Regions from separate parts of the Homo sapiens genome. Here region 1 is linked to region 2. A link is a loop called in an ENCODE intact Hi-C map of the cell type or tissue named here. Cell type or tissue: CD4-positive, alpha-beta T cell. All regions are shown on one strand. Each heading gives the region's core, and the rest is flanking DNA. Links, peaks and the distances in the headings are about the cores only. Region 1 overlaps ATXN1 (ataxin 1). Region 2 overlaps ATXN1 (ataxin 1).

Region 1 (4,392 bases), core at 214-4,213, 61 kb before region 2:
GCCTGAAGTCTGCAACATTTTTGATTGAAGAAAATGTTGGGAACCACTGCCGTTGATGGCAGTAGTCATGAAATTTTTTGAATTAACACATGTTATAGGTTCCAGAGTCAGCTGCCCTAAATTTTACTAGCTTTGTGACTTTGAGCAAGTTATTTAACATACCTCAGCTGTAAGAGTCTTTATCTCTAACGTTAAAATAATAGCCTCTGTCTCTTAAGATTGTTATAAAGATATGATAATGTCTGAACGCATGTAGCATGGGGCCAGGCTGATGGGATATACTCATGTTTAAATAGAAGCTATTGTAATGATTTTTAGCGGATGTGGCATATGCAGATGTATTTTAGATTTGACCCAGTGTGGACGATGAGTTCAAAAGGGAGAGTTGTACGACCTTCCTGTTATCCAAGTGAGAAATAATGGGGCCAGGGTGGGCAGGGGATAGGTTAGGGAAGGAGAGGGGAGAGGGAGTATGGGAAGGTGTATGTCCACTTTAGGTAATGAAGTGAGAAATGAAAGAAGCCACATTCTGTTTCATGCCCAAAGCAACAGACAAGGCACAAATTAGAGTGTAGGGAAGCCAGTTTCTGTGACTTGATGGCATAGAATGGTGTGGCTTATCTGGCAAATTCCACGCCCCGTAACTCCTGGAATTGATCTGGATAAGAATTCACCTTGAGTAAATTTTAAAAATTAATTTAATAAATTAATAGCCCCCCCTTTGAAACACAGAAAAATTAGAATTACAGCATGAGTATCTTTTTTTGCTCTAAAACAGTACAGCCCAGCAGTTCAGCCTACACCCATCACAGAGCTTTCAAAGGAATGTATACAAGAAAATACATATACAATTACAAATTTTAAAAATTAAGTAACATGTATATACTGTTAAATATTTATATATTGATGCTTAGAAAAAGATGGGACAAATGTTAAGTGTCAGCTGGGAGGTTTTTACTTTCTTCTTTGCCATTTCTGTATTTTTCAAAATGAATATGTATATAATTTTAAAATGTGTTAACACTATTTCAAAAGGAAAACAATCACAAAAAGGAATAGATTGGAAAAGCTTCAGGGGACTTGCTATCCTTGTCTTTTTGGGTAGCTGTTCTACAAAGGCGGGTGGTGGTGGGTGCCTCCCAGCTGTGTCTCATTTCAGTCAGCGGATGCTCTGCTAAATCTAGTGATGGGCGGCCTACCTCCGAAAGGTGGGTGGGAGTGAGGGATGAGTGTAGCAGTAGTACATGCAAATGGGGCCAGGTTTTGGTGTGTGTGTGTGTGTGTGTGTGTGTGTGTGTGTGTGTGTGTGTGGTGTGTGGTTTTTTTTTTCTTTCTTTTTTTCTACAGTCTTACTCTGTCGCCCAGGCTGGCATGGAGTGGTGTGATCTTGGCTCACTGCAACCTCCGCCTCCTGGGTTCAAGTGATTCTCTGCCTCAACCTCCCAAGTAGCTGGGACTAGAGGTGCACACCACCACGCCTGGCTAATTTTTGTATTTTTATAAAGACGAGATTTCACATGTTGGCCAGGCTGGTCTCAAACTTCTGGCCTCATGTGATCCACCCGCTTTGGCCTCCCAAAGTACTGGGATTATAGGCATGAGTTACTACGCGCGGCCAGGGACCAGTTAAGATTTGACGATTACATTTTATTGAATGTTTGCATCAGAGGCACCTGGAAGGCTTGTTTAGACCACAGATTTCTGGGCGCCAGGCCCAGGGGTTCTGATTTAATAGTTCTAGGGTGGAGCCTGAGAATATGTATTTCTGACAAATCCCTCCGTGAAACTGATGCTGCTGGCCCCAGGACCACACTTTAAGTGAGGGGTAGTAAGCGGGTGGAGAACTGCATGGAGGATGAAAAGCATCCAGTTGGATTTTATATTTGCTCCCCCTTCTTCATATACACACACTGAAATCACTCCACTCTATGTTTTCTCAGATTCTTTCCCTGTCTGGAATATTTGGTTCTCTCTTCATGTTCAGTCAGTAGAAACAAGAAGTAACTCTTGGATTGAGCAGTTTTCACACAAGTAGCCCAAATGATATTGACACATCATTTCTACACAGCATCAGCTTGTTCACACACATACGCCCCCAGAGGCCAATGGCGTCCTTTGGCTTTGTTCTCCTTTTTAAAAATTCAGTGAGTAAGCTAATTTTATAGGAATGTCTCAGAAAGCTATTCCTGTAAACCCAGCGTTTGTAAATTGAAATAGAGGAAGCGGTGCTGATTACCGCAATTGTATTGAAACTTATTCATGGAGCGGTCCCTCTAGATTCAGATAGTTTGGACAGAAACCCTCCAACTCTTCCCTTACCACTCCATTGTTTGGTAAAGTTTAATGTGCTCACATGGCATCTACTTTTTCAGCCAGGGTTAATACTCCTAGCGATTCTTTCACTGGAAGGGATGACTCAGAGAGGAAGAGTTGGCATTAATTGCTTCATCAACTATGCTTATTATGAGTCATCTCTTGCTTGTCTTAGTAATTCAGCTGGAAAAAGGAGAAATGTTATCTCTGGTTCCTGAGGCCAGCTTGGGCTTCAGTGAACTAGGATACTCCCTCGTAGCCATTTGTGAGTTTCATTCAGTTACTAAGGGAATGAACAGATTGTGAATCTCATTATCCTAGCAGGTACATATAAATCTATAAATGGCGAATGGCAGTTACTTCCTGATGTTTATCAGTGATGAGATGCCACAGGCAGGACGTTAGCCCTAGAAAGGCACTGTTTTGAAGGTGGCTGATTAAGGGGCAAAAGAAAAAAAAAAAAAGCAAAAACGGAGGGATATGTTCAGGTCCCTGCCTTTACTCAGTTCCCTCCCCTAGCTTCCAATTTGATTAACAGAGGTGTCGAGGGAGGAAGAGAACAATTTCCAAATAAAACTGCCTTTGGTTCTTTTTTTGAGTGTAATGTGGTAACTGGATTATTTGGAAACACGAATTTAGGTCTCTTACTTTCTACTTCTTGCGTTCAGTTCACTCGTGTCTTCCTGTTTGGTGTATACCTTCCCCTTCTGACTCAGTCTTCTCTATTTCTCTTCTCACTGTAGCAGACCACCGTTCTTCCCCTGCCTTAGGCGTTTCTCACTTGCTGTCTGCCTTGCGTGGCTGTTTTCACTCAAGCATGTTCACTGTTCCTTTGTACGGAATAGGGGTTATCCCCACAGACCCTCCAGGTAGAAAGTACATCTTTCTTTTCACTAATAAATTAGTTTATTATTAATAGTGAAAAGAAAGTACATCTTTCTTTTCACTAATAAATTAGTTTCTATTTAGGGAGAACATACAGTGAAATCAACACATCTTAAGCGTACAGCGCAATGAGTTTTGATGAATGCATACATCCACATAATCAGCATCCTAATCAAGATATGGGACATTTCCATCACCCCAGAGCCCCTCTGCCCCCTTCCTGTCAACTTTCCACCTCCCCGTCATCAACCACTGCTTTGATTTCTGTCACTGTAATTGAATTTTGTTTGTTCTTGAGCTTCATACAAATGGAATCAGTCAGTACTTTTTCGTATCTGCTTTCTTTTGTTCAGCATATCATTTTTGAGATCATCTGTATTGTTGCAGGTAGCAACAGTTAATTTAAAAAATGCTAGCCAGAGGCCAAGGCAGGCATATTGCTTGAGTCTAGAAGTTCGAGATCAGCCTGGGCAACATGGTGAAACCCTGTCTCTATTAAAAATACAAAAACTAGGCGGCAGCAGTGGCACGCACCTGTAATCCCAGATACTCAGGAGGCTGAGGTGGGAGGATCACTTGAGCCTGGGAGGGGTCAAGCCTGCAGTGAGTCATGATGGTGCCACTGCACTTCCAGCCTGGGCAACAGAATGATGTGTCGCAAAACAAACAATCTATATCTATATAGATATAGATGGTTTTTTTTTTTATTTTGTGAACTTACATATATGTGTGTATATATATATGTGTATATATATGTGTATATATATGAGTTCTTTATATAGTCTGGATTTAAGTCATTTATCAGAAATATGAATTTTTTCTCAGTGTTTGGCTTACCTTTTTCATTTTTTAAACTGTGTTTGATGAGCCCCTTTAAATTTTAATGAAGTCTAATTTATCATTTTTTAAGATATATGCTTTTTGTGTCTTTATAACATTTTTGCTTACCCTGTGGTTGCTAAGATGTTATCCTCCTGTTTTCTCCTGGAAGATTTCTAGTTTAGCCTTAACATTTAAGTATATGAGCCATTTCAAATTAAGATATGAGGTGTAGGGGTCAAGATTCAGTTTTTATTAAAATGTATGAAACAACAATTATTGAAGTGATTTTTTTTCCTTATGAAATTGCCATCACACCTTTGTCAAAAATCATTTGGTTTTATATGTGTTTTAAGACTCTCTGTTCCACTGATC
Region 2 (4,392 bases), core at 313-4,312:
CCTGGCTGTCACTTACAAAGTCTTCCCTGAATCCTCAGGACTTCACTGACTGGTCTCTCTCTCTCTCTCTTTTTTTTTTTTTTTTTTTTTTTTTAAGGCAGAGTCTTGGGTCTGTTGCTAGGCTGGAGTGCAGTGGCAATCTTGGCTCACTGCAACCTTCGCCTCCCAGGTTCAAGCAATTCTCTTGCCTCAGCCTCCTGAGTAGCTGGGATTACAGGCATGCGCCACCGTGCCCAGCTAATTTTTCTATTTTTAGTAGAAATGGGGTTTCACCATGTTGGCCAGGATGGTCTTGATCTCTTGATCTCATGATCCATCTGCCTTGGCCTTCCAAAGTGCTGAGATTACAGGTGTAAGCCACTGCGCCCGGCCCTGAGCAGTCTCTCTTTATGAACTTCTATCACATTTAGGGCCTGCTTCTTACAGAATGTACTGCTGTGCATTACTCTGTGAGTGTTTGCCATCAGCACAATTGCACATGGGTTGCACATGGCTTCAAGGCAGGAATCAAATCACAGACCAGTGTTTCCCAAGGGTGGTCTAATCCCAGTACCTCCTGCTTCCGAATCTCTTGGATATGTTTATTAAAGTTGCAGATTCAGCAACACCAGGCTTATGAATCAGAAGTTCTGGGGATGTAGAACCCAGGAAACTCACCTTAGTTAACTTTTGCACACTGAGGTTTGAGAATAACTATCTGAAAATAATTGTGCATCCTCCTCTTTGCCTCCTCTCCCACAGCAAAGGGTCCAGGTCTGAGCCTATGGTAGGTGTCCAGGAAATATTTGCTTGTTGACCTAAGCAACATCAAGCCATGAGGGTTGCATTCCCTCTTCAGTTGCCAAGCTTTTTCAGGATGTGAGGTCAGCATATTCTCTGAACCTTTAGAAACCCACTTTCTTCCAAATACGTAAAGTGTTCCCCTAGGGCAGAGGCTCTTTTGGAAATCTTTTTTTGTCTCTTTATCTTTTGTAATCACTAACTCTGTTGGTGGTAATGACAGGAGCCCCTGACTAAGATTGGGATAGTGGGGACATCAGCTATGAGGAGCTGGGCTGGAGCAGCAGGCTAGGAGAAAGATCTGAGGATAGGAACCGGACTGTGCTAAACTAGAAGCTTTATCCTTGGCTCCCAAAGCCACACCTGCTACCCTTGGCAGTTTATTCTGAGTGGTATTTCTTTCAGCTGTTAGGCCTCGCAGGTTGTCAGTTTTGGTGGCAGAAGAGCGGTCCCGCTGCTGAAAAGGATCAAGTTTAGCTCTAGTGGACGCACATCAAAGCACCTACAGTGCACAGTGGTGGATTCAGGATTTGAATCCAATGTTAGCAGACTGCAGTGGTGACACTTGGCCCTCTCCTTCCGTCCGCCTCTTGTTCCAGCAAGGGCATGCCTGGTCTTGGATGATCCAGGAGAGATTTGCAGGGCGTTGCTGCTTCTGGTGCACCTCCTGAATGCCCTTGCTGGTGGCTCCAGCCCTGGTAGATGGAATCCAAACAGAAGAACTCACAGAAGCTTAGCTAGCCTAGAAAGGAACCAGCGTGGCCATCAGGACATTTATTAGCTGTTAATCTAACCACTACCAAATGCATTAACACATTTTTTTTGACAACTTTTTCTCTTTTATTTGGCTGTTGCTTAGTTCAGTTTTGCTTGGAGAAGTTGTGGCAATCCTGAATTCAGTTTGTGTGAAAAAGCAAGCACCTTCAAGCCCAGTGTTGGAGAAGTATCTTCTCCCAGGTCTCTATTCAGTTTTGACTAAAGGAGGTTTGGCGAGCAGAAAGGTATTACCGAGTGGATTCTTCTCAAATTCTCATCTAAGTGAAGGAAAAAAGCCCAGTTTGCTGAAGCCATGTTAAGGGCACATTAGGCTTTTAATATGTGCTTCATGGAGACCTTACTAGATTTTCCTCTGCGTAGTTCTTTCCATCTGATGGGAGCGAGGGCTGTTTTTGGGTTGCAGAAGGCAAGAGCCAGGTTGTCAGCTACAGAAGAGAAAGGTGCCATTGTCTGCATAATTGACTTTGAGCCTTTGTCTAAAAGGATGTCAGGTGGAGGAGTAATGAGGGGCGAGATTTTTAAAAAATTATAGAGTACAGGATTTTAGCAAAATGCCAGATGTTGGCATTTCTGTTTTGGAGGTCTTTAGTGGTCCATGTAAACTATTTCCTTGCAAGTAACCATCCATGGTAGGAAAACAGAAAAAAATGATTCTAAAAGAGCATTTGTCTAGTTAGAAACTGTGTCACTTGTATCGTTTACCGTGAGGCATCCTTGAGAGGTACATGATTTCCAAACAGCCACCTAAATCATAGGTACTGCTTTTGGAACAGATGTAAATAGGAAAAGCGCCAGTCCAGTACCCCCACTAAAGACCATCGTTAGAAAGCTCTCGCAGTGCTTTCCAGCTTAGAGGAGTGTAGTTCCCTTCAGGTACTTAAGCCAGTGTTCGGTAAAGCAGCACCCAAAATGCCTTTTGTTAAATGTGTTCTAACTCGTTCCTCTTGCTGATGCTATCACAGGCTAATGATTGTCTAAGTCCTTCAGAGAAGCTGTGTGGTTTTGTATAGCTGTGAGTAAAACCACACCCATTCAGGAAATGCAATGTACTTTCTTCTAACAGGCATCATCAAAACAGATGCTGATTTACATGGTAGGTCCCCTTCTTTAGTGACAATTTGAGAGCTTTGAAGGGAGGCATTTGCCGTGCATCAGAAGAAATCAGAATTAAACTGGCACACGTGCACATTGTTGGAGTAAAAAGGAAAAGCAGTGACCTAGAGTTTGTTACCGCACATGCTTTCCCTGAAGGCATCTGCACCATCATGATGTCCTCATCAACTCTGCACACACAACTAGTATTTCTGTCTCTTTCTCTTCAGAGTTTAAGCTCAATGATTTCCAACTTCCTCCCACATGACTCCAGCTGGATATCACATAGGTGTCTTCAATTTGAATCTAAACCTGACTTTGTCATTGTCCTACGTTTATGGGCTCCAGGGTCACTAGCTCACCATTTGTTGATGCTGGACACCTCCTCTTCCTCTGCTTCATCCCTAGCTCATATGCTGGAGTTCTGCCTTTTTTTTTTTTTTGAGACAGAGTCTCTCTCTGTCACCCACGCTGGAGTGCAGTGGCACCATCTCAGCTTACTGCAACCTCTGCTTCCCAGGTTCAAGGGATTCTCCTGCCTCAGCCTCCTGAGTAGCTTGGATTACAGGTGCGCACCACCACACCTGGCTAATTTTTTGTATTTTTGGTAGAGATGGGGTTTCACCATGTTGGTCAGGTTGGTCTCAAACTCCTGACCTCATGATCCGCCTGCCTAAGCCTCCCAAAGTGTTGGGATTACAGGCGTGAGCCACTGCCCCCAGTCTGAGTTTGGCCTCTTTAATATGATAGTTTACCCACTCTTCTCCACTCTCGGGCCCCTGTTCTGTTGCAGACCTTCAGCATCACTTGCCTGGACTGCTGCAGTGGCTTCCAAGAAGCCCCTTGCTTAAAGTCTTTTCTTTCTGTGTTCCATTTATTCTACTCTTTTGAGAATTCTCATATGAAAGAAAGGGTCTGATTGAATTACTCCTACACTTGAAAATCCTTGGTAGTATGTGGAAATATGGAAAAGTACTCATAATCTAATGTGTTAAAAGAAAAACTTTAGACAAATTAAATTTAACAGAGTTTAATTCAGCAAAGAACTATTTGCAAATCAGGCAGCTCCTCTCTACTCCTTTCCTCCCGAACTAGAATAGATTCAGGGCATTTCTGACATGCTGTTGTGTGGTTGGAGAGGATTTATAGACAGAAAAAGGAAAACGACGGACAGAAAACAGAAGTGAGGTACAGAAACAGCCAGATTGGTTTCAGCTCAGCGTTCGCCTTATTTGAACAGGGTTTGAACGATAGGCTGCCTGTGATTCGCCGAAACCCAGAGATTGGTACAAGAATAGGTTACAGCCTGTTTACACATCCAGGTAGGTTACGGTTCACTGCATGCGGAGAAACCTTTAGGCCAAACTTAAAATATGGAAGAAGGCAGCTTTCGGCTAAACCCAACAAATGTTAAGTATAAAATTCATATTTCAAAATTGTGCAAACACATTGATTACAAAGCAGTGACAAAAATCTATGCCTATCCACAAAGGCTAGAAGTAAAGAAAACAAGAATGAAGGTATTTTTAATATTAGGGCAATTCATGTGTGTGTGTGTTTTTTAATACTCCTTTGGTAGCAAATGAATATGGTGAAGTAAAATGAATAATTGAAAGGATTTTGTTAGCTTTCTGCTCCTGATAAGGTAAAATGTGAATTTCACTGCATGGCCTCTAAGGCCCCTAGGAATTCCTTATCAACTTACCATTTAAATCTCATCTCCCGTGACTCCCATCCCTTCCA

What was found. Peaks named below come from ENCODE experiments on the same cell type or tissue, not always from the same donor. Only the 100,000 strongest peaks of a DNase experiment are listed, where the experiment ranks them.
Region 1: a loop joins it to region 2, with 2.6 times the contacts of the local background. A loop is called at or near these places in 9 of 110 quality-filtered maps.

What each region holds. Positions count from the first base shown.
Region 1 is chr6:16,711,101-16,715,492 of GRCh38, reverse strand. The region is part of intron 2 of ATXN1 (ataxin 1); the gene reads left to right. Among named protein-coding and RNA genes, the nearest start is that of ATXN1-AS1, 48 kb to the left of the region's middle. In CD4-positive, alpha-beta T cell, for the core only: CTCF peaks have their summits at 1,734 and 2,104; DNase peaks (open chromatin) are centred at 2,092, 2,452, 3,052, 3,782 and 2 weaker places; H3K4me3 peaks cover 1,444 bases; H3K27ac peaks cover 1,618 bases.
Region 2 is chr6:16,650,244-16,654,635 of GRCh38, reverse strand. The region is part of intron 3 of ATXN1 (ataxin 1); the gene reads left to right. Among named protein-coding and RNA genes, the nearest start is that of ATXN1-AS1, 110 kb to the left of the region's middle. In CD4-positive, alpha-beta T cell, for the core only: no CTCF peak of the experiment used is centred there; a DNase peak (open chromatin) is centred at 2,565; H3K27ac peaks cover 1,860 bases.